3 separate regions of the Homo sapiens genome follow, and all the other regions are linked to region 1. The links are chromatin loops, found by intact Hi-C in ENCODE. Cell type or tissue: gastrocnemius medialis. All regions are shown on one strand.

Evidence for each region. Peaks named below come from ENCODE experiments on the same cell type or tissue, not always from the same donor. Only the 100,000 strongest peaks of a DNase experiment are listed, where the experiment ranks them.
Region 2: a loop joins it to region 1, with 10 times the contacts of the local background. A loop is called at or near these places in 95 of 110 quality-filtered maps.
Region 3: a loop joins it to region 1, with 20 times the contacts of the local background. A loop is called at or near these places in 2 of 110 quality-filtered maps.

Annotation. Positions count from the first base shown.
Region 1 is chr15:91,260,367-91,268,366 of GRCh38, reverse strand. SV2B (synaptic vesicle glycoprotein 2B) reads right to left here. Exons shown (of 13, transcript NM_001323032.3): 6 at 7,958-8,000; 7 at 1,675-1,785; 8 at 724-812. Among named protein-coding and RNA genes, the nearest start is that of SV2B, 160 kb to the right of the region's middle. In gastrocnemius medialis, no CTCF peak of the experiment used is centred here; DNase peaks (open chromatin) are centred at 3,570 and 4,256; H3K4me3 peaks cover 1,111 bases; H3K27ac peaks cover 1,944 bases.
Region 2 is chr15:91,058,645-91,066,644 of GRCh38, reverse strand. No RefSeq gene overlaps it. Among named protein-coding and RNA genes, the nearest start is that of SV2B, 38 kb to the left of the region's middle. In gastrocnemius medialis, no CTCF peak of the experiment used is centred here; no DNase peak of the experiment used is centred here; H3K27me3 peaks cover 229 bases.
Region 3 is chr15:91,114,773-91,122,772 of GRCh38, reverse strand. All of the region lies in intron 1 of SV2B (synaptic vesicle glycoprotein 2B), which reads right to left. Among named protein-coding and RNA genes, the nearest start is that of SV2B, 19 kb to the right of the region's middle. RefSeq lists an enhancer at 6,092-6,401. In gastrocnemius medialis, no CTCF peak of the experiment used is centred here; DNase peaks (open chromatin) are centred at 3,382 and 5,226; H3K27ac peaks cover 3,629 bases.

The DNA.
Region 1 (8,000 bases):
TTGATGCAGATCAAACTCATTGAAAATACATTAATTTGGTTCATTATTAGAAAATCTGACAATATAAATCCTCATATTAATAAATACAAGGGGAAAACTATGACCACCTCCATAAATGCTGAAAAGGCATTTGATTTAAAAGAAATGTTTTCCTGATACAAACACCAATAGATTAGGGGTTGAGGGACACCTCCTTAACATGTAAAATATACATGTCTCAGCCAGAATCTTAGTGAATAGGGAAACACTAAAGACATCCCCACTGGCTGGATGTGGTGGCTCACACCTGTAATCCCAGCACTTTGGGAGGCCAAGGAAGGCAGATCACTTGAGGTCAGGAATTCAAGACCATCCTGGCCAAGATGGCAAAACCCCATCTCTACTAAAAATACAAAAATTATCCAGGTGTGGTGGCACACATCTGTAGTCCCAGCAACTGGGGAGGCTGAGGCAGGAGAATAGCTTGAACCCAGGAGGCACAGGCTGCAGTGAGCCAAGCCCATGCCACTGAACTCCAGCCTGGGTGCAGAGCAAGACTCTGTCTCAAAAAAAAAAAAAAAAGTTTCTTCTTTGTAGAAGCCACTAGAGTTGGTTTTCTGCTACTTGCCACCAAAGCATCCTACCTGATACAAATTCTAAGTCAGAACTCACTGTAATCCTCAATGTGTAAAGGAGGCCACTGAGGCACAGGGAATTACGAAATTTAAGTAAGACAGAACTTACCTGAATGCCATGGCAAACCAAACCACGGCCAGAATCAGTGTATTCATTCTGTAGGGCCCCATCACACAGTACAGGGCATTATCCCAGACCTACAACCCATACCAGAGAAGGATTGTTAAAGAAAGCAATGTGTGACTTTGTTTCTCCCACGAAGAGCTCATTACTCAGATATTCTAATAAGTTGCCTAGGAACCCATGGAGAGAACCGGTACCCCACTGTCTCCTAGAGGCAGCAAAACTGTCCAAATAACAAGGAAAGCCTCTTCTCTTCCTACTGGCTGGCCTCATACTCTAACAGTCCAATAGGATTTTCCCCGGGAGCACAGCATTCCATGAATGTGATTGAAAGCACACTGAGTTAGGACTTCAAGGCACTGAGTAACCTTGACTGCTGAGTTCTACTCCCTGCCTGTGGGCAAGGGGGATATTGCAAACATTTACTGACCATACACCATGAAGGCCAACCAGTCCCAATAGACGCTGGCTGTCTGGCTGCCTCAGTGCTCAATAGCTGACTGGCTCCCTACTTGGAGGAGCCAGTGCTCCAGAGAAATGGCATTGCCCTTTTAGAAAAATGTTTCTTGGAAATCAAGAACAAGCCTCAAGGGGTCATTTATTTTACTCACTTCTTCCTCCATGTGATTATTTTAAAATTTGCTAGAGAGAATAATGTTTACTCAGACTAGACATTTTATCTACATTCAAAATCCCTGCCTTGGGAAGGAAGAACAAAGAAAAGAAACTAAGATTTAGAGAGTTTTCAGCTCCAGGGCACACAGCAAGCTAGAGGCAGACGTGGGCTGGAGCCCAAACGCCCCCCTCCAGGGTTGCTTCCTCTCCATCACGCTGGCCCAGGTTGGTGGGGATGTTCAGGAGCTGCATTTTTCATCCACTAAGGTAAGAGACTCCCATAGAGACGCATCCTCATCCAAAGTAAGTTCCCAATCATACCTGCTTGAAAATGGTCTTGAATCTGACCAGCCAGCGCTGGTACCAGGTTCCTGTTGAACTTTGGATCTCAATGAATTCATCCATTTGCTTGGGAGTTTTGATGTTGGAAACCTGAAAAGTAAAAATAGGATATAGAGAATTTGAACCCCACTTTGTGTCAGAGTTTTCAATGTGTAGTTTAATGTAACTATTTAAACTGATTTAGGACTAGAGGAGTCTGCGATTTCTCAAAGAGCATACTCAAAAAAATTCAAAAACTGTTTCCATCACCTCCTCCAATAAACTTTTCATCTAGGGATAAAGACGAGCCATAGAGTGTCTCCATCTCTTTCTTCAGCCAAAGGACTGAGGATATGAGGAGACAGCAGAAGGGAAATACAGATGCGACTGGGCAATCCGCGGGGAGAAAGCAGTCCCTGGAAAGTGGACAACGGACTCATCATTTCCCGAGGGCTAGGTCTAAGACAGCTTGGCTATTGTTTTTTAAACCCTAAAAACAGTGGGGGGTTTTGTTTTTTTTATTTGTTTGTTTTTGTTTGGTTTTGTTTTTTGAGACACAGTCTCGCTCTGTTGCCAGGCTGGAGTGCAGTGGCACGATCTCGGCTCACTGCAACCTCTGCCTCCCAGGTTCAAACGATTCTCCTGCCTCAGCCTCCCGAGTAGCTGGGACTACATGCCTGCACCACCACACCCAGCTAATTTTTTGTATTTTTTAATAGAGACAGGGTTTCACCATGTTGGCCAGGATGGTCTCCATCTCCTGGCCTCGTGATCCACCTGCCTTGGCCTCCCACAGTGCTGGGATTATAGGCGTGAGCCACTGCGCCCAGCCAAAACAGTGGTTCTTAAGCTTTTGGGAGAATTTGAGAATCTGCTAAAGGCATAGGCTCTCTTCCCAGAAATGTCAAGGACATGACCACACTGTGAGCCTCCTGGACTCATCTGGCCACTCCCAGCTATGCAGCCTTTGCAAATGATCTTCCGCCTGAGGTCAGACAGAGAAGCTTCAGAACTAACAAAGCAGGCTCTGCAGCTGAACTCTTGGCTGCAGCTGGGCTTCAAGCTATTCAGTACCTTCATGGATGTTATGACCCCCAGCTACAGATAAAGGAGGCTACAGGGGAAGTTAACATCAACTCAGGAAGCACCTTAAAAACCACACCCCAAAGCCTTAAGATATCCTCTCAAATGTCAGTTTTTCCTTTCTTTGCTCCTTGGGGAAAATAACAGTCTTCCTTTGGGATTAGGGAGTGAGTGTGTTGACAACTTGAAGCATAATTACTCACTCTAATTTACGATTCATTAGAACAATTGTCTATGATTCAGTCTAAATTAGAATATGGCCTGTGTTCCCCCAGCCCTGCAGATCGTGGGTTCTCAGCCGAATGCTTCAACTCCTTCTCCTTCCAAAGGTTTCACTGTGAGTTTGTGAGGCAGCCAACAGGGCTGGTAAAACCTAGAGCTCACGGCATGGGCATCAACTAAGAGTGTGACTGCCCTAAGCTCTCCCTCCAGGCCACTGAATACATCTATGAGCACGTCTGCTGATGGGACACGCACAGGAGTAAAACAGGTAACACCTTCAAGCTGGGCTGAGTACCCGCCCCTGACCGCCAACCACAGGCTGGCTCTCTAAGGTCAGTTACCACTTTCTGGTTGTCTCTCTTTTTTCATTTCTTTTTCTGGCCCATCCAGCCATTTACTTCTACATCATTAATATAATCATCAAGTCAGTATAGAATACTGAGCCCATAACCTTTTTAAGTCCTTCTTCCTGTTGGGTTAAAACTAAAAGCAGAAGTTATGCCTCAGAGCTTAGTAACTGGCACGCATGCTGGGATAAGACCAACTCCAACATTTTGTAACTCTCCGCACATTGATTTCTGCCTGCACATCCTTCCTCCGGGTGCACTCCCACCCCGAAAATGAGGAACTCTGATCCTGTTGTAAAAGGCTTTTGTGTCTGAAAATTGGCATTTTTATTTATTTCCTGGCTAAGATCTCATTCTTCAGCATTAGGCAGTTATATCTGTTAAAATAACTAAATGGGAGGCCACTCAACGGAGGTGGCTCTAATGCCCTGGGTTCCCACATCATCAAGCAGAAACCTAACTCAGAACTTTAAAGAAAATGAAACAAGCTCAGCCAATCCCAGTTGGCTGAGTGGACACTGGCTGTATTATCTTGAACTTCCCACTGGAATAATCCAAATGAGGCAATGGCCCAAACTCTAACCCAGCAAATGCTTTCTCTGCTCTGCTTCCATGTTCGACCTATAAAAGCCTCTCCCTCGTGCTCCTTAGGGAAAGCCCTGACCCACTTCCAGTGTGAGCTACCTGACTGATGAATCACTGTCTCCATAAATAAACTCTCTAAAATTTTAATGTGCCAGAGTTTCTCTCTTCACACAGTAGAATGCATCGTCAGGAGAGAATGTGGGATCACTTCTCCAAAAATGGGGCTCCCAGTGGGGCCTGTTTGGTTGGTGTAGAAGGAGTCCTTCCAGAAGCAACAGTTAGGAAACGCCTGGCTAAGCACCACTGCGTGGAACCTTCTGTACGAGACACCCTAGAGTAAGACGCAAGTGGGGAGGAGCTGACAGCGTGCCTGGGACAGGCAAGGGCAGACAGGCAGAACAGGGTGGGAAGGAATTATCCAGCAGGACTGCTCCTGGGACAGTCTGTGTGCATTTGAAATAAATCTGTTAATAACTGCTCGAGGCATGGGGAAATCCCAGAAAGACACTCTCAGATTTAAAACACTAGTAACCTACTGTGCATAAGCAAGGAGGAACTGTTTTATTCGAAAGGGAGAAGAATAGAGAGAAGGCAGAGGAAAGGAGGTGGAGAGACTGAAAGGGAGGAGGGGCACGGAGAAAGGAAGGAGAAGGCTGCACTCTGCGATGTAATTCCTCTGTTCACAAATGTTCGGGAAGTCCATTCAACCCAAACGCTTGGTATGGGTGATGTCTGTGTCTGTGTGTCTGTCTTAATGTGTGTCTGTGTGTGTGTCTCTGTGTGTCTGTGTGTGCCTGTGTCTGTGTGTTTGTCTTAATGTGCGTCTGTGTGTTTCTGTGTTTGTGTTCCTGTGTCTGCCTTAATATGTGTCTGTGTCTGTGTCTGTGTGTGTCTCTGTGTCTGTGTGTCTGTCTTAATGTGTGTCTGTGTGTCTCTGCATCTACATGTCTGTTTTAATGTGTATCTGTGTGTGTGTGTCCCTGTGTGTCCGTATGTTCCTGTGTCTGTGTGTCTGTCTTAATGTGTGTCTGTGTGTTTCTGTGTTTGTGTTCCTGTGTCTGTGTGTCTCTGCATCTGTGTCTGTCTTAATGTGTCTGTGTGTCTGTCTTCATGTGTGTCTGTATGTGTGCCTCTGTGTGTCCGTGTGTTCCTGTGTCTGTGTGTCTGTGTTCATGTGTGTCCATGTGTCTGTGTCCGTGTGTTCCTGTGTCTGTTTGTCTCTGTCTGTGTGTCTGTGTTCATGTGTGTCCATGTGTCTCTGTGTCTGTGTGTCTCTGTGTCTGTGTGTCTGTGTTCATGTGTGTCCGTGTGTCCCTGTGTCTGTGTGTCTCTGTATGTGTGCCTATGTCTATGTGTGTCTCCGTGTCTTTGTGGATGTGCTTGTGTATGCCCGTGTTTCAGGCCAGGTTGATGTAGTGCAAAAACCAATCCAGCCAATGTGGAGTCAGAGACTGGAGGCAGAGACAGAAGACCATGGAAACATCTTCCAGAAATAAGCAGCAGCTCGGAGAGAAGCTTAGACTTCCTCTGGCCATGGAACGAGGCAGCAGGGGCAGGGTGGCAGGACTGAGCCAAGTACACCCAGAAGCCTCACCAATGTGTGGCTTCCACACCCGCAGCACAGCGGGAGCACTACAGGCCATCACAGAGTCGGCGGGGATGGAAGATCGGGAGACTCACTGTGACCCTTAACATCTTTCATTTGGAGCATTTCTGTTCATCGTGCTTCTTAATAAATGTTTGCAGTACATGTTCTCCCTTATAAGTGGGAGCCAAATGATGAGAACTTGTGAACACAAAGAAGGGAACAACCAACACTGAGGTCTACTTGGGGGTGGAGGGTGGGAGGAGGAAGGGGGCAGAAGAGATAACTATTGGGTGCTGGGCTTAATACCTGGGTGACAAAATACCTGTACAACAAACCCCCGTGACACACGTTCACCTCTATAACAACCTGCACATGTACCCCGAACCTAAAATAGAAGTTTTAAAAAAATGGCAGGAAAAGCATTGGTCCCATATTTCAGATATTTTAGAAGCATTAGAATTGAGAAAATATCCCATTGAGGAATTTTCCATAAAATTTATAACTTGAGTTAATTTATGAAAAAATGTCATAATAATTTAAATAATGGTTAACGTCTGTGTAGCACTTACTCCAAGCCAGGCACCGGTTTTTGTTTTTGTTTTTGTTTTTGTTTTTTGGTGTTTTACTTAATCCTTACAATAGCCACATATATAGATATGATTATCCCTCTTTTCTCCATGAGAAAAATGAGGCACAGAGAGTACCTTGCCCAAGGCCACACAGCTAGAAAGTGTCAAAACTGGGATTTGATACTTTGGATGCAGGTGCTCAGCCACCGTGTGATCCTGCCTGAAAAGCAGACGTTTGAAGCAACAGGTTAACAAGGGTAAATGGTTTACTTGAGACTGAAATTATGGAAGCTAAAAAATAAAAGCAGTGAATCAAAGTTAGGTAGGAGTTACTCCAGGAAGGTTTCCTTGAGAAAATGGATTTGAAGTAGGGGAAGTTATAAAAACGGGTGCACAAAGATGCCTATAGCCTCCTGGTTTGTCAGAGCATGGCAGGCAGGAAGACAGCGTCTCTGTAACTATCAGGCCATCTTCATAGAAATTACCATTTACCATTTTGTTTTGGTTTTTTGTTTGTTTGTTTTGTCTGCTTTTAAAACTGGCAAGAAACAAAATTCAGACTAATAGCCACTGATGGTAAGGGTGTAAAGAAATGGGTCCTCTATTGCCTGTGGCATTGTAGATTGGTACAACCCAGTTGAAATGTATTATGATTTGGCAATGTATCTCAAGAGCTATAAAAATATCCAAGCTCTCTGAGCCAGCACTTTTATTTCTAGGAGTCTACTCCTAGAAATAAAACAATCCTAGGACATGAAGGGGAAGGAACTATGTGCACAAGAAGGTTCATTGCACTAATATTTACAGGAACAAGGTAGTAAAACTGGATAAACAAGCTTCTAACATTAGAGACATGTTAGGAAAACCATGTTAATGTTTGTAACATTACTGTTTATTAAAATGATGATTATGAATACTAGGAGACAGCATATAAAACAATAATGAGTGCTATACTATTAAATAATATGTACACATAAATATACATACATATGCTTATCCCCAGAGAAATCTGTTTATTTCTGTTATCTTTTTTTTTCAGACACAGTCCTGCTCTGTTGCCCAGGCTGGAGTGCAGTGGCACTATCTCAGCTCACTGCAACCTCTGCATCCTGGGTTCAAGCAATTCTCCTGCCTCAGCCTCCTGAGTAGCTGGGATTTTAGGTACCCGCCACCATGCCCAGCTGATTTTTTTGTATTTTTAGTAGACATGGGGTTTTGCCATGTTGGCCAGGCTGGTCTTGAACCCCTGACTTCAAGTGATCTGCCAGCCTCGGCCTCTGATGTGGTGTGGCTCTGCGTTCCCACACAAATCTCATCTTGAACTGTACTCCCATAATTCCCACATGTTGTGGGAGGGACATGGTGGGAGATAATTTTAATCATGGGGGTGGTTTCACCCATACTGTTCTCATGGTAGTGAATAAGTCTCATGAGATCTGATGGGTTTATCAGGGGTTTCTGCTTTTGCAAATTCCTCATTTTCTCTTGCCACCACCATGTAAGAAGTGCCTTTCGCCTCCCGCCATGATTCTGAGGCCTCCCCAGCCATGCGGAACTGTAAGTCCAATTAAACTTCTTTTTCTTCCCAGTCTCGGGTATGTCTTTATCAGCAGCATGAAAATGGACTAATACAGCCTTCCAAAGTGCTGGGATTACAGGCATGAGCCACCGCACCTGGCACCATTTTTAAAAACAACTAGCAACCTAAGGAAAAACCTCAAAGGATATCCATCAAAATGTGAAGAATAATTATTATAAAGTAACAGCAATATCAGAGTCTTTGTTCTCCTTTTGACAAATTTCCTGTTATGTGCTTAAATTACTTTTTAGTAAATCAAAGCAGTGAAGAGGAGAACCCCCTTCTTATTGGCAGGCAACCCCACACTCACCGTGAACACTTTCTCTGGGGTCCCCTTAGCTCTCATGTTGGTG
Region 2 (8,000 bases), 200 kb after region 1:
AGGTTGGGCGGCTACCTTAGTGCAAGCCCCCTTGAAATCGCTTAGGGAATAGAGAAGAAAACAAGCAAGAGAAAGAGAGTGTGTGTATCAGAATGAGCCTTCAGAAACAAATTAATTTTCTTGAAAAAGGTCCATTTTCCTAGAAGAGAGTGAAACTGCTTGTGCGTGGAGCCCCCAAGTTGTAAGCAAGCTAAGAATTTTGAAGATTAAAAATAGAAATCCTTGGCAACACCCTCATCAATCAAGCAATGAAGCCTCTCCGGCAAGTGCCATGACACTGAGCATCAGATTGAAATTTGTCCATTGAAGACGGCTTTGTCAGTTCCCCAGATTTAAGATCCAGACCCACAACTTCCCTCTGCACATTGTAGTTAAATGATCAAGGAAGAAAAGTAGCCTAAAGGCCCCTTCATGTGTTTTCTGTTTACTTGTCACAGATGCTGACCCATTCTCTAGATTTCCAGAGTTACCGACCCATAGGAGAGCTTGACTTTCACAGAATCTGCACCAGCTCAGAGCCCTACTTACAGATCAAGACACCTGGGAAAATGCTACTGAGTAAAAGAGCCACAGAGGGGCGAGCAGATAATAGGCACTGCAGTGTCCCGTGACAAGTCCTAATGGGCTAAATTGGAAGGCCTGGTCCCTGCTTTGAAGAAATATTGGGGAAGCCAATAAAATTAAAATAAAATGTAATTAACATAGCCTTTAAAAGCATTTCCCAGTACAGTCTTCTTCTGTCCTTCCCCAGGACTCTTGGAAGCAGATACTATTTTTCCTATTTTACAAAAGAGGTCCCCGAGGCTCTGTCCAGGGTGACAGGGCAGTTACTGTGGCAGCTGGGGTCTGAGTCAGACTGAATGTCTCTGAAACTTCCCCTGTTACTGCAGTGTGCTCCAGTGCATTCTGTACACAGAGTGCATTCCAGCTATCTGCCAGGTATTGTGCTAGGTGCTGGGAGAAAGTAGAGACAGGACAGAGTCCCCGAGAGCACAGTCCTCTGATAGATACTGACAAATACACAAGCACATCAAGTCCTGGGCAGTGACTGCCACATCTTGGCACAGAGAAGAGGCACCTCCACCATGGGGCCTGAGAGATAACCAGGAATTGGTCAGACAAAGGAGAATGTTCCATGAAGCCCTTGTTCCCGGGACCCACCTTGAGCAATCTTCAATTTGTCAGCCAAAACCACAGTGTTCTTCCACTCTTTAGGGCTCACGGAATTCATGTACTTCACATTTTTATACTGTCAGGCAAATATTTTTAAAAGAACCATCTACTCTAGAAAAAAAATGGATATATAATACACACATATTTTGTATACGTATTTTGTATACATACATGGATACATATTTTGTATACATATTTTGTATATATACATGTATCCATGTATGTATGTATGTATGTATTACATTGGCACAAAAGTAATTGCAGTTCTTGCCATTAAAAGTAATGGCAAAAAACGCAATTACTTTTGCATCAGTCTAATATATATATACACACAAACACACACAGAGATAGATTTAGATAATTACATACAGGACAAAAATTCATTAAATTCATTGAGCATCATTTTTCCTTGTATAATGTTACCTAATCAGCCAGTTGTTTCAGTTATTCATTTATTCAATTATTTGTTTAAGAGACACTTTAAAAGTACTTACTGGGTCTAGATATGCCTCACATAGTGTTAGTCACTGACACAAGGCCCCTACCCTCATGGCACTCACATTCTACTGGGGGAGGCAGACACAAGTAAATCTAAATAAATGAGATATTTGCAGACTGAAATAAGTCTTACAAAGTAAATACAGTAATGAAAAAGAGGGAGACAGGAGAGGTCACTTTAGATAGGAACATCAGAGCAGTCTGTTCTGAGGAAGGGATATCTGAGCTGAGGCCTGGCAATTTCAAGAGCTGGGAATAGCATTCCAAGTGAGCGGACGTGAAAAACAAAGGCCTAGAGGCAGTAAGAGCTTGTGGTGTCTGACCTGGTTCTCAACCTTGGCTGTCCATTACATTAACCTGCCACCCTCCTGGCACATCAATATGTATCACCAACCAGGGAAGCTCACCTGAGCCCTGGTGTCCAGAGTTTTTACTGGAGTTTCATTGTGTAGGCATGACTGACTGAATCATTGACCACAAAATTGAACTCAACTTCCAGTTCCCTTCCCCTCTCCATCGTTCAGTTTGATATCACCCAGCTCAAAGCCCCAGTCCTCTAATCACATAGTTGGTCGTTCTGTCATGGTAGGCCTCTGTCCTGAGTCATCTCGTTAGCGGAAACTCAGATGTGATCCGAGGGGCCCACCATGAATGGTAAAGACACTCCTATCACTTGGGAAATCCCAACAGTGTAGTGATTCCCTCCCAAGAACTAGAGACAAGGACAATTCTTCAAGGCTAGTGACTGAGCTGGAGGAGGGCAGGCTTGATGAAGGTTGAGGCTATAATCAGGAGTGTGGTTTTGGATGTGTGAAGTTTGGATCACCTCTTAGACAGCCAAGTGGAGATGTCAAGTAGACAGTTGGGTGGACCTGACTGGCCTCTCGGGGGAGGTCTGGGCTGCTGATACAAATCTGAGAACCATCAGCAAGTTAACGGCATTCAAAACCAGCAGACAGGATGAGATCCCTTAGCAAGCTGACAGTAAAAGAGAAAATAAATGATCCAGGCCTAAGCCCCAAAGCAAACCATCATTTGGAATTATTATGACCTACAACTCTGATTTTCCTGCTCTTTCATCTTTATCTGCTCAGGCAGCAAAAAATGAAAGGTTGTCCCAGTTGAGGTAAGTCCCATCTTTTAATATGCATAAACCTCCTCAAAAATCATGTTTTTGAACATGAAGCAAAGCCAGGAGCTTCCCACAGTGGATAACAGATTCAATCCGGGGAGGACACATACTGTTTATTATCTTCTAACACAGACAGTAATATAGAACAAGAAAAAGGCAGAAAGCCAGAACATTTGAAATAACACTCGGGTTATACAAAGACATATTCTTTTCACCAATGTAAAACTATAAAAGGATAAAAATGATGTATTTTTCATTTCAACAGCAGTTTCCCCTTATTTATAATGTTCAGTTTCCCTACAGTAAATGTAGCACAAATGATATTGTTTGAATTTTTTAAAAAAAAGAAAAGAAAAGCTTTAGACATGGTAGCCCCAGCTACTCAGGGGGCTGAGATGGGAAAATCACTTGAGGCCAGGAATTCAAGTCCATGCTGGGCAACACAGGGAGACCTCATCTCTAAAAATAAAAAAGAACTTGTTCATTCCTTATTGCAAACAAAATTTACTTATTCAGCTTCTTTTTTTTTTCTTTCTTTTTTTTTTTGGTGGGGGGATGGAGTCTTGCTCTGTCACCCAGGCTGGAGGGTAGTGGCACCATCTTGGCTCACTGCAACCTCCACCTCCGGGGCTCAAGTGATTCTCCTGCCTCTGCCTTCTGACTAGCTGGTATTATAGGCACGCACCACCATGCCCAACTAATTTTTGTATTTTTCGTAGAGACGGGCTTTCGCCATGTTGGCCAGGCTGATCTCAAACTCCTGACCTCAAGTGATCCACCCACCTCAGCCTCCCAAAATGCTGGAATTACAGACATGAGCCACCGTGCCCAGCCTACTCGTTCAGCTTCTAAGAGTTAATGCAGAACTACTGTAAGTCCAATACAGGAACTATCCTTAAGAGCACTGCCACTTCAGTCCAAGATTATTAGGGAGATATTCAATAAGAACTTCATCCACAGCCATCCCAAGGGTAATGATAATATTTAATAATAAAAAGAGCATTTAACATTCACGGAGCTCTTAGGATATGCTAGCCCTCAGCTAAGTGCTTCAGAGACATTATTGTTATATAGTAATATATTTAATATTTATTTAATAGATGCATTTAATTTTTATTTAATAATAAGCAATAACACTGAAAAACAGATATGATTTCTATCCCTAATATACAAATGAGAAAACTAGGGCTTACAGAGATCAAGTAACTTGCTTCTCGACAAGCCACAAGACATTTAACCTAGATAACAGAGCCACCAAGTTAGGAAGCAACAAAGCCACGATACTAACCCAGTTCTGTCTGAAGCTGAAGCAGTAAGAGGCCCAGGAGTTAAAGGAGAGATCGTCACTGGTGCCCTTAAAATACGTCTGGGATGCATGAGTGCTTCACTGATGGAGTTTTTTTCTGCTAGAAGTAATTTAGTTCAATGTGCAGGTCCTGTGAGGTTCCTGTGCTTTCTTGGCCAGCAGGAGTGAGAAGAGGCAAGACAGTCTTTCTGCGGCACTGAGGTGGCTGCTGGGTGAGGGGAGTTCAACAGTGGAGTCAGGCATTCCGTTGTTCAGCTTCAGGTTAATTGACTTTCAGGCTTTTCTTATTTCTCCCCTTTCAATCATGGAGGCTGTCTGGATTAGAGGCACTCTCCCTCCTCTATTCTAGGCCAGAAACTCACCACAGCTGTCTGTGAATGGGGGCGGGAACTTGCCTCCCCAGGTCAGGCCACTGGGATTGTGCCAATTACCTTTTACCTGCCAAGTGGCAAGGTATCAGAACGTCTAGACCTCAGGACACCAGATTATCGATAACAACTATTATTTATTAATCATTTGCTCATTACTACATATATTATAAGTATAATATAGTTCATATTTTTATTATGAATATGAGGTTGTTTATATTTTTATTATAAATATAAAGTTGTTTATATTTTTATCATTATATAAATATAGTTGTTTATATTTTTATCATTATATAAATATAAAGTTGTTCATATTTTTATCATTATGTAAATATAAAGTTGTTTATATTTTTATCATTGTATAAATATAAAGTTGTTTTTATTATTAAAGTTGTTTATATTATTATGTTTATAAATTATTTATCACTTACTATAGTAATAAGAGCCATTAATTATTAAGTGCCTTCTATGCATCAGGCATTTAACAAATATTTTTATTTTGTCTTCATAGCACTCAGCATGGAAGATAATATAATCCCCTATAGAGACTCAGAAGATTTCAAATTTGCCCAAAGTCACACAGTGGCAGAGCCGGGACTGGACCCAGGTGTCTAGGACTCCTAAATGCATGTACTTTGCCACATAAATTCTGCCTCTAATACACTGGATTGCAGTCCCTTAGCTCCAGGCAGAAGTCAGAGGTATCTGTTTATCAAGGATGTCAGTGTCTGCTAGACTCAGCCCTATGGGGCTGCAGGTAATAAAAATCTCCCATCTATTTTATGAAACTGAATATATTAACATTATTCAGACAGCCATTACTACTCAGTGCCCTGATATGGCAATAGCCTCAGGGGTTATTGACACGCATGGAGTTCTTTCCCTCCATGCCAATGGTGCCACACTGATGTGCTTTTGTAAATTTAATTTTTTAATTCATACGTTTGTTGTTATAACTTTTTCTCCCTCCTACCTCACTATTAGGTTGTAAGCTACCACGTACGTTTCACTGATGTCCTTGTGACTGCTAGGGTGTCTTACTAGGGTGGCACACTGTTGACCTTTGGGCTGGATAGTTCTTTGTTGGGTAGGGGTCATCCTGTGCATTATAGAATATTTATCAGCAGCCCTGGCCTCTACCTTCTAGATGTGAGTTGTAACTCTCCCTTCCTCCCCAGGCATGCCTATCGAAGATGTCTCTGGACGTTGCCAAATGTCCCCTATTGTGGAGGGGCAAAATCACCCCCATTTAAGAACAATTGTTCTAGGTGAGCACACACCCACACAAATGCACACAGACACATTTCTTTTTTTTTTTTTATACTTTAAGTTCTAGGGTACGTGTGCACAACGTGCAGGTTTGTTACATATATACACATGTACCATGTTGGTGTGCTTCACCCATTAACTTGTTATTTACATTAGGTATATCTCTCCTAATGCTATCCCTCCCCCCTCCCCCCCCCACCCCACGACAGGCCCCGGTGTGTGATGTTCCCCACCCTGTGTCGAAGCGTTCTCATTGTTCAATTCCCACCTATCAGTGAGAACATGCGGTGTTTGGTTTTTTGTCCTTGCAATAGTTTGCTGAGAATGATGGTTTCCAGTTTCATCCATGTCCCTACAAAGGACATGAACTCATCCTTTTTATGGCTGCATAGTATTCCATGGTGTATATGTGCCACATTTTCTTAATCCAGTCTATCATTGATGGACATTTGGGTTGGTTCCAGGTCTTTGCTATTGTCAATAGTGCCACAATAAACATACCTGTGCTTGTGTCTTTATAGCAGCATGATTTATAATCCTTTGGGTACATACCCAGTAATGGGATGGCTGGGTCAAATGGTATTTCTAGTTCTAGATCCTTGAGGAATCACCACTCTGTCTTCCACAATGGTTGAACTAGTTTACAGTCCCGCCAACAGAGTAAGAGTGTTCCTATTTCTCCACATCCTCTCCAGCACTTGTTGTTTCCTGACTTTTTAATGATTGCCACTCTAATTGGTGTGAGATGGTATCTCATTGTGGTTTTGTTTTGCATTTTTCTGATGGCCAGTGATGATGAGCATTTTTTCATGCACACAGACACATTTCTAATATGCTACATCTTACAGTGCTGCTCAAAGGAGGAAAGAGCTAGCCAGGCTTATCAGACAAAAACATAAGAAAATAAATAGAAAATAAGCTTGGCGTGATATTTTGAGGAAATCTCACAGAAGCCTTCATAAGTTCAGCTCATAATGTCTGTGACATATTTCTGTTGCTCAGAAGCCTATTTTATTTTCTATACGTTTGTACTTCTGAAGAGGGAAAGTTCTCAGATAAGTGACAATATAAAACAAAATTTGCTACATCTGCCACGATGGTGACCCCCTGTGTTCCTATCATGTCACTCAAATAGCCAGTCTGAGAAGCAAAATATTACCTACAAATCTCCACTTTTCCTACAACAGATACATTCTACAACATTTCCATTCTACTTGAATCAATACTTCTGTTGATAAAAATATATAGATACTGGTTAAAATATCACTGTAAAGTTGATTCCTTCTCATGTTTTCCATCCCATGAGACTACGTGAGATAGTACTGCATTGATTCTTCTTTGCACAGATACCTTTACCTGATCAAATTCTGACTTTTGAATAGACTTGCTCAGAGAATGTCCGTGAGGCAAACAGCGTGATGGTCTCCATCATTTAGAACTTGCTGCCAATGTGCATGTTCAGCTACTGATAGCAGCATGCTGGAAGAATTTATTTCTCTCTCATAAGAACTTGGTCGATTTTTTCCTGCTCTTAAGATATCATCTTGTCAAAAAAATGAAACCACTCGGAGTCATTCATACACGCAGTTGTTTGCATTATTTGGTCATCCAGGGTTGCTGATTGGGAAAAAAAAAATCCTTATCAATGGTACAGATGGAATTGCTGGGTCATAGGATGCCTCCATTTTCAACTCTAAGATATGATGCCAGTGTGTTCTCTCAATGGCTAAACCAATTAAAAATTCCACCAGCAGCATATTAAAAGTATAGCTACTTCTCACACAAATGGGTGTCCAATTACACTAACAATATTTGGAAACATATATTACATTTGCGTTACTACAATCCATTGAGGAATTTTACCTTTTTAAAGAATTTGTTGACAGATAGATATGCTTCTGCCTGCTCTCTGACCAACCTGCTGAGGAGATACTGGGTCTGGAGATAGTTTGCTTGTGCAAATACAAACAGGAAGCTCCAGAACGCCTGATCTGAATCTCGACCTTCTCTCTGAGTGGACTCCAAATGACCTCTCTTTCTTGCCATTTTCACTGCTGAAGTTGGAAAGTGACTTTGAGGACATTAAAAATTACATTTTTCCAGAATCGTTGATTTGAGTCATGAGTATACCCGTGTAGAAACGATTGGCTGACCATCAAAGATAACTGATCCCTTCCACCGTGCACAGTCGTTGTGGGAAGGGGCTGCCCAGCCCCAGTTCTAGGCAGGACTAGCTCTCACCAAGGGAATGATG
Region 3 (8,000 bases), 150 kb after region 1:
GCAGTGTTTGTCTCTCTGTGCCCGGCGTATTTCATTTAATGTAATATCCTCCAGGATGAAGCTCTTATTTCAATAGATGTCTTGGAAAGTACAGGACTAAGAACAGACAAATGATTGGGGAAGATGAGCCCCAGGTGCAAAGTATCTTAATGGAACGTCCAGTTTTGTTAAATCACTCAGACAAAGCAGTCACTAGAAGCAGCAAAAAGGATGGAGAGGAAACCAGGATGGGGGAGTCTGCTCTGCAGCATGCATGTTGGCAGAGAAGGAGAAGCAGGGTGAGGTGTCCAAATGGCTTACAAGGCATAGGGATCAGAGAGTCAACCCAGCAGGAGAAAGCTGAGCCATTAAAAATTATTCAGACAGGGAAATCAACCCCAGCCATTCCTGCTTTCTAGACTGTTTCCCCAGGGAGGATGTCTGGAGACTCCATTTGTGTACAGCATGACTTAATTCTTGATGGAGGAGGGAGAGGATATCGTTGATCAACTCCTTCTCTGAATCTGACTCTGTACTCATTGTACCTGCATCTACGACACCCCTGGCTTTAATGGAACATATATCGATGAGATAATACATTTCTAGTAGCTGAGATAGTGGGAGTCCAAAGAGGAGATGGTTTAGCACATATTGGGAGTTCAGTCTTTGGCGTCAGACTCCTGGAGTCAACAGGCAAGCATTACTTTTAAAACACCATTGGGCCGGGCGCAGTGGCTCACGCCTGTAATCCCAGCACTTTGGGAGGCCAAGGCAGGCGAATCATGAAGTCAGGAGATCGAGACCATCCTGGCTAACATGGTGAAACCCCGTCTCTACTAAAAATACAAAAAATTAGCTGGGGGTGGTGGCAGGCACCTGTAGTCCCAGCTACTCGGGAGGCTGAGGCAGGAGAATGGCGTGAACCCAGAAGGCAGAGCTTGCAGTGAGCCGAGATCGCGCCACTGCACTCCAGCCTGGGTGACAGAGCGAGACTCCATCTCAAAAAAAAAAAAAAACACTATTAATATATAAATAGATGGTTTCTTGAGGTGAGCGCGAAGGGGAAAGGAGTGGTGTAAAGGAATTAATTCCCTGGGCAAGATAAGCACCCATGTGGTTCAAGAGAGCTGGTGTTCAGATCTTATTTGCATTCATCTCTAAGCCAACTCTGCTTTCTTCCCTTCCAGCTAATGGGTGCCCTGCTCGGTTTGCCCACATGTCAAGTCTACCTTCAGACAGAAAAGAAAAAAATATAAAAAGGTAAAAAATAATGACATAATAGACATGAAAGAAAAAGAAGCAAGATTCTACCCAAGAATTATGGGAAAATAAAGCAATAGAAACAGTAATAATAATTGAAGGTTTGCTCTGTCACTGGGTCTTGGCTGCACATTAGGATCATTGGGCAGCTTATTTTTAAAAAATTCAATTTATACTCCCATCCCTAGAGATTCTGGCTTAAGTATTCTCAGGAGGGTTAGGGGGGAAAATTAATAAATTTCTCACTTGATTCTAAAGTACAGCCAGGATTGAGAACCACAGCACTAGATAAAAACTCGCCTGAGGTGAAGAAAACTTTGACTCGAAATCAGCGGTGCTCACTAAACTTCAAGCAAAGTTAGCCTTACCTTAACACTTTTTTATTTCAAAGAGAAAAAAAAATGAAACGAGTTACTAACATAAGACCAAAAATTAGCGTGTTAAAAGACTAGTTCTCTGCCACCTTAAACCATGGGAAACAATTTGCAAAAATCTTAAGCGAGGGGATGACTGTATAGACTGCAGAGGTTAACAGTTCAGGCTTCAGAATCAGAAAGTCTTGAGTGGGTGCTGCAGCTCTGCCATCTACTACCTGAATCATGTTGAGAAAACTGGAAGGATTAAATGAGATATTGAATTTAAAGAACTCAAAGCCTAGATTGTATTAAGTTCTCTATAAGTGAAATGTTTCTTTTACTTTTTCTTTCTTTTTTTTTTTTTTTGAGACAGGTTCTCACTCTGTCACACAGGCTGGAGCAGTGGCACGATCACAGCTCACTGCAACCTCAGTCTCCCAGCCTCAAGTGATCCTCCCACCTCAGCCTCCCAAGTAGCTATGACTACAGGCGCATGCCACCACACCTGGCTAATTTTTGTATTTTTTGTAGAGATGGGGTTTCACCCTGTTGCCCAGGCTGGTTTCCAACTTTCGGGCTCAAGGGATCTGCCTGCCTCAGCCTCCCAAACTGCTGAGATTACAGGCATGTGAGCCACCGTGCCTGCCCTCTATTCTTATTTTAAAATACAAAGCATTTTTAAGAGACAAAGTAATATGGTTTGGCTCCATGTCCCCACCCAAATCTCATGTTGAATTATAATTCCCAAATATTGGGGGAGAGACCTGGTGGGAGGTGATGAGATTACGGAGGCAGATTTCCCCATGCTGTTTTCACGATAGTGAGTGTGTTCTCACAAGATCTGATGGTTTAAAAGTGTGTGGCACTTCCTCCCTCACTCTCTCTCTCCTGCCACCATGGGAAGAAGGTGCTTGCTTCCCCTTCACCTTCCGCCATGATTTTAAGTTTCCTGAGGCCTCCCAGTCATGCTTCCTGTTAAGCTTGTGGAACTGTGAGTCAATTAAACCTCTTTTCTTCATAAATTTCCCAGTCTCAGGTAGTCTTTTACAGCAGTGTGAAAACAGACTAATACAAAAAGCCTTGCTCTGGCGCCCAGGCTGGAAACCATACAAATACAAAATCAAAGGCAAATCGATTTGGAAAATATTTGCAACACTTATGAGAATATTTCTTATAAGTATTTCTTATGAGAGTAACAAGGAGAATAATATCTTCAATATATGCGGAGCTTTTACAAATATGGAAAACACTAATGCTTAATTTAAAATGGACATACAGCATGGAAAAACAATGTTTAGAAGGGGACATACAATCAGTCAATAAATAAAAGTGCTCAATCTCATAAGCAATCAAATAAATGAAAAATAAAATATTTTCTCACCTAACAAATTGACAATGTTTTATTTTCCTTCTAAGGATAATACTCATTGCAAACAAAGATGCATTGAGGGGCACATGCATAGTGCTAGCTGTCAGGTTAACTAGAACAAGCTTTCTACAATGCAACTTGGCAGCATGAATGAAGAGCTTTATCATTTATAAGTTTTCCTATTTTCCAAATTGTATTCAATGGCAAATACCACCTTTCTAATCAGAAAGAAAAAGTTAATAGGCATAAGGAAACCAGCCACCTGGCTGGAAACTTGAATATTCACTAATTTCAGCAATAGATTTGGGTAATTTCCAAATCCATGGCAAACGCAAAGCTTGAAACGAGTCGCACTCTGGGTATTGTATCAGTTTACACAATCAGAGCCAGGAGTGGGGTTTGTCACTTGCTAAATTCAGGCAGGTCACCAAATGGCCCAGATCTAAGCATGAGAACAAATGAATTGCTGGCCGTAGCTCTGTACTCGCGTCTCAAATGACAAAGTACCTTAGGAAATCTTAACTTCTTTCTTCATCCATTGGAGCTATTTAATATCTCCCTGAGAGCTAAAAGATTGTCAAATTAGAAAAGGATTTATCCTTAAAAAGATAGCTCCTACCGTTGGGGAAAGCTTATTCCCTTAGAAATGCCAACCCTTTGCTCCTTGCAAAGATATGCTCCCTGCCAGCATTTTATTTATGTATTTTGGACCCTGCCTTGTTTTAAAAAGTGAAGCAACTGGCCAAGCATCCTGCAGAGGATTCCATCTGCTACAGGCCAGACAGAAGCTGAGGATTAGGAGTAAAAGCCGGGAGCCCCAAGCGGATCAGCCAGCACGCCCACCCCCACAGGCCCTGCCTCCAAGCCGAGACAGCTCATTCACCAGTATATAAAGTATTGCAAGTCTCCACACAGAGCCGATGAGAGGAGGCAAGAAGCTATGAAGAGGAACCAGAAATGGAGGAAGGAGGCAGATTAATTTTGTTCATTCAAACAAGAATGAGTGAAGCGTAATCACAGCAAGAGCTATTATGATGATGATGACAGAGAGATGTCCCTCCCTGGCATGGCTCTGGTTTGGACTGGGCTGTCTGATGTGGTGGCTTCTGTGTATAAAGTTTTCTTGAGACAGTGTTCAGCCTCACCTCGGCCCTCTTGGGCAGTAGGGAGCCTCTCAGAAAGGGGCAGCTGGGTCCCGCTTCAGACCCTCCAGCTGTCCACACACCCAGCCTCTTCTCCAGGCAGATTTCCTCCTTTTGTGATTGAGCCTGGACAGCCCTGGGGCTCCTGCTCCTCCCCTACACATCAGGCTTCTTCCTGTGGAGCTTTCTGTACCTTCCCAAGCCCTCAATGAATGCAAAGGAAAAAATGTTCTTTTCTTCCCTTAGCACTGTACTACCACCCATCTTTCTTGCTGGCATGGGCTACTCCATTAAATCAGCTGCCTGCCAAAATTTCCAGACTAGAAGAGGCACCAGGCTCTATGTCTTCTATGCCCCAAACTCCAGGGCACACATCAAACCCTCTAAAGCACTCTCCTGAATAGTAGACTCCATTCCACCAGAACCATGGATCAGCAAACACCCAGCTAGGGTGCAAGGTACCCTGTCTCCCTTTTTGCAAGCATCTCCACTCCCCATAAGGGAGTCTCTTGGAGGCCCTTTTCTTGGTTTTATGGGGAACAAAAAGTGTTTCACCTCAAGCTAGTATTTGTTACAGGCCAAGATTTCAAAAATTCTACCCACTTTTTTTAATCCCTCTACTTACATAGACCCAGGGGCTTAGAGTTGTGGGTCCCAAAGCCAGTTTTGATACCTCTTGAAAGTCATGAGGAATTCCAGTTATTTAACAAATAGAGTGTCTAAGACTTTATTTTTAGCTTTGCAATCTGAATGCCCATTCGGGGCAATAAAAAAGTCCCACTCAACATCTTGTTACATAGGGAACTTGCTTTGGTAGATCAAATTTTTACTCCCAATTCTTTTCCCCCATGTAATATGATTATAATCCACATTCTTGCCATGTCACTTTGCCATGTCTTCTACTGTGAGAAGAGTATACTTTCGCACTTTACTGACATGGGTTTGGGTTTGGCCATGTCATTTGCCTTGGCCAATGAAATGCTAGCAAACATGATGAGTGCAGAGGCTTTAAATATACTAGGACAGTTTAACATTCCTCATGTCCTCCTGCCATTTGGCATGAGAAGAAGGAGAAGAATATGTCCCTGGTAGCTGCTGGTAGCATCTGGTGGAGAGATGAGAGATGCCTGGAGCAGACCTGAACTTGACTTACAGCATGAAGGAGAGCCAATCCCAGTTGACTGGCCACCTCATAAGTAAGATAAATATAGTTTGTTGTATGAGCCACTGCAATAATTAGGGCTATTTGTTAGGCAGCATTATTGCTATACAGTAGCAGCTAATTAATACCCTCGCTATATGTCCAACATTGTGCTGAGCACTGTATTGTCTCCTTTAATTCATTCCTTTTAACAAGTGTGTAAGATAGAATTCTCGTTAATATTATCCTTGTTTTACAGGTTAGGAAACTGAGGTGCAGAGAATTTTAGCACAATTAGTAAGTGAAAGAGACAAGCTTCAATCCCAGCAATCTAGCTCCAGACCGATACTCTTGCCACCATGGAACAAAAAGCAGGAGACAAAGATGTGGCTCTGTGCTCTTCTAAGTCTGCATACTGGTACAGACCTCAGGCTCAAAACCATTGTGACTATTGATATCGTTTGCCTGTGTCCCCACCCAAATCTCATCTTGAATTGTAGCTTTCATAATCCCCACATGTCATGGGAAGGACTTGTTGGGAGGTAACTGAATCATGGGGGCAGGTTTTTCCCATGCTCTTCTCATCATAGTGAATAAGTCTCACAAGATGATGGTTTTATAAAGAGCAGTTCCCCTGCACATGGTCTCTTGCCTGCCGCCATGTAAGACATGCCTTTGCCCTTCCTTTGCCTTCCTCCATGATTGTGAGGCTCCCCCAGCCACATGGAACTGTGAATCCATTAAACCTCTTTTTCTTTATAAGTTACCCAGTCTTGGGTATTTCTTCATAGCAGTATGAGAACAGACTAATACAGCCGTTTATGAGTTCCCTATCAGTACAAGCCTGACCAGACTGCAAGGGCTGAGGCAATTTTTCTAGCTCTGTCAGTGCATGCAAAGAGGATAAGACAGGCTTCCCTTCCAGAATGCATGACCCTTCTCTGAACTTTGAGTAGGGAAAGTCCCACGGGAAATTCTAACCAAGAAACAATCCTGTCATTGTGAAGTGCAGTCATACAACGTTCTGCACGGGATGCAGAGCACACCTCATTCTCTGCCTATTTTTATTCTCTCTAAGCAAATATCTGGGGCTCTCAAAAATTATTACACAATTGCCAGCTGCTGGGATTATACAAATAACGTGACAATAGCAAAGCAATATGCTGACCGGTGTTCAAACACCAACACACAACAGCAAAGCAGCCAGGGGTGCCAGTCCTCATTCACAGCCTGCAAACAGAAGCAGCACAAATGAAGGCCACCCACTCCCTCCTGGTTTTAGGAAAACAGAGTAGCAGGCAGTTTGACACCGAGATGGATTTTTTACTCTTCAACTTCCAAGATGTCCTATGCACAGGGAGAATGCAAGGTCATGTTCTTTAGCAAAATGTTCTTCATAATTGTGATTCAACAATGTACCCCTTTCTTTAACCAAGTTAGGACTTCTGATGAGCAGCAGTTGGGCTTAAAGGTCTTCAAATTATAAGCAAGCTAGAAATTCTGAAGCATATAATAATGTATTATATATGTATATTTATGTGTGTGTGTATGTGTGTGCATGTACTCTGTTAAGGTGTATGTGAAACAAAGCTTCTTTACAAACTTCTACACTATACACCCTGAGGGCAGAGATCACGTTTTCCTTACCTATCATTAACTCTGATGCCTAACACAATGAGAAGTCAATAAACATTTGCTGAATAAATAAATAAATGTAAAAGGCATTTTAGGGAGAATTATATCTTTGAATTTTGCATAGTTTAATTCTTAAAATGCAAGACTAGGGCAAGCAAGGAGATGGTTATAAAAATGTGAACCCCTTAGAAACCCCTTAGAAAAAAATAAGGAAGGCCAGGCGCAGTGGCTCACACCTGTAATCCCAGCACTTTGAGAGGTCGAGGCGGGTGGATCGCTTGAGTTCAGGAGTTCAAGACCAGCCTGGGCAACATGGCGAGACCCTGTCTCTACTAAAAATACAAAAAAAAAAATAGCCAGGCATGATGGTGGGTGCCTGTGGTCCCAGCTACTCAGGAGACTGAGGTGGGAGGATTACTTGAGCCTGAGAGGCAGAGGTTGCAGTGAGCCAAGATCACACTACTGTACTCCAACCTGAGTAACAGAGCAAGACTCTGTTTCAAAAAAAAAAGGAAGGGGAGATGGAGAAATAGCCCACTTTCAAAGTCGTCAACACTCACCAACAAAGGTAGCACTGTGTTATCTTTATTTCAGCAACAGAAGCCAGCTCAGTGTGTGTGGTGGACGTCTGTGGGTTTCGCCTGCTCAGGACCCATGTCCTCTTCTTTCAGCAACAACTCTCCAATTTTCCTTTAAAGGTAGCACTTTGTAATCTTTATTTCAGCAAGAGAAGCCAGCTCAGCGTGTGTAGTGGACACCTGTTGGCTTTGCCTGCTCAGGACCTATGTCCCCTTCTTTCAGTAACAACTCTCCAGTGTTCCTTTAAGAAACTCCCCTTTCCTCACTACCTGCCATCTTGGGAGTCATAGTGATGGTGCCCTCAGGAATGGGCATGTGACCCCAGTTGGGCTAGGCTCTCTCATCCTAGATTGTGCATCACGAACTGAGCACACAAAGCTAGAAAATGGCTGGAGGACTCAGACCCTGGGACGTGTTTCCAAATAGCCCATTGATTAGCAAGGGAGCAGGCTGGGCTTTTGACAGACAGAGTGGGAACTTCCCGAGAACACAGCATGGAATTTCTGTCAATACACGAGCACTCCCAGAGACCCGTTCTT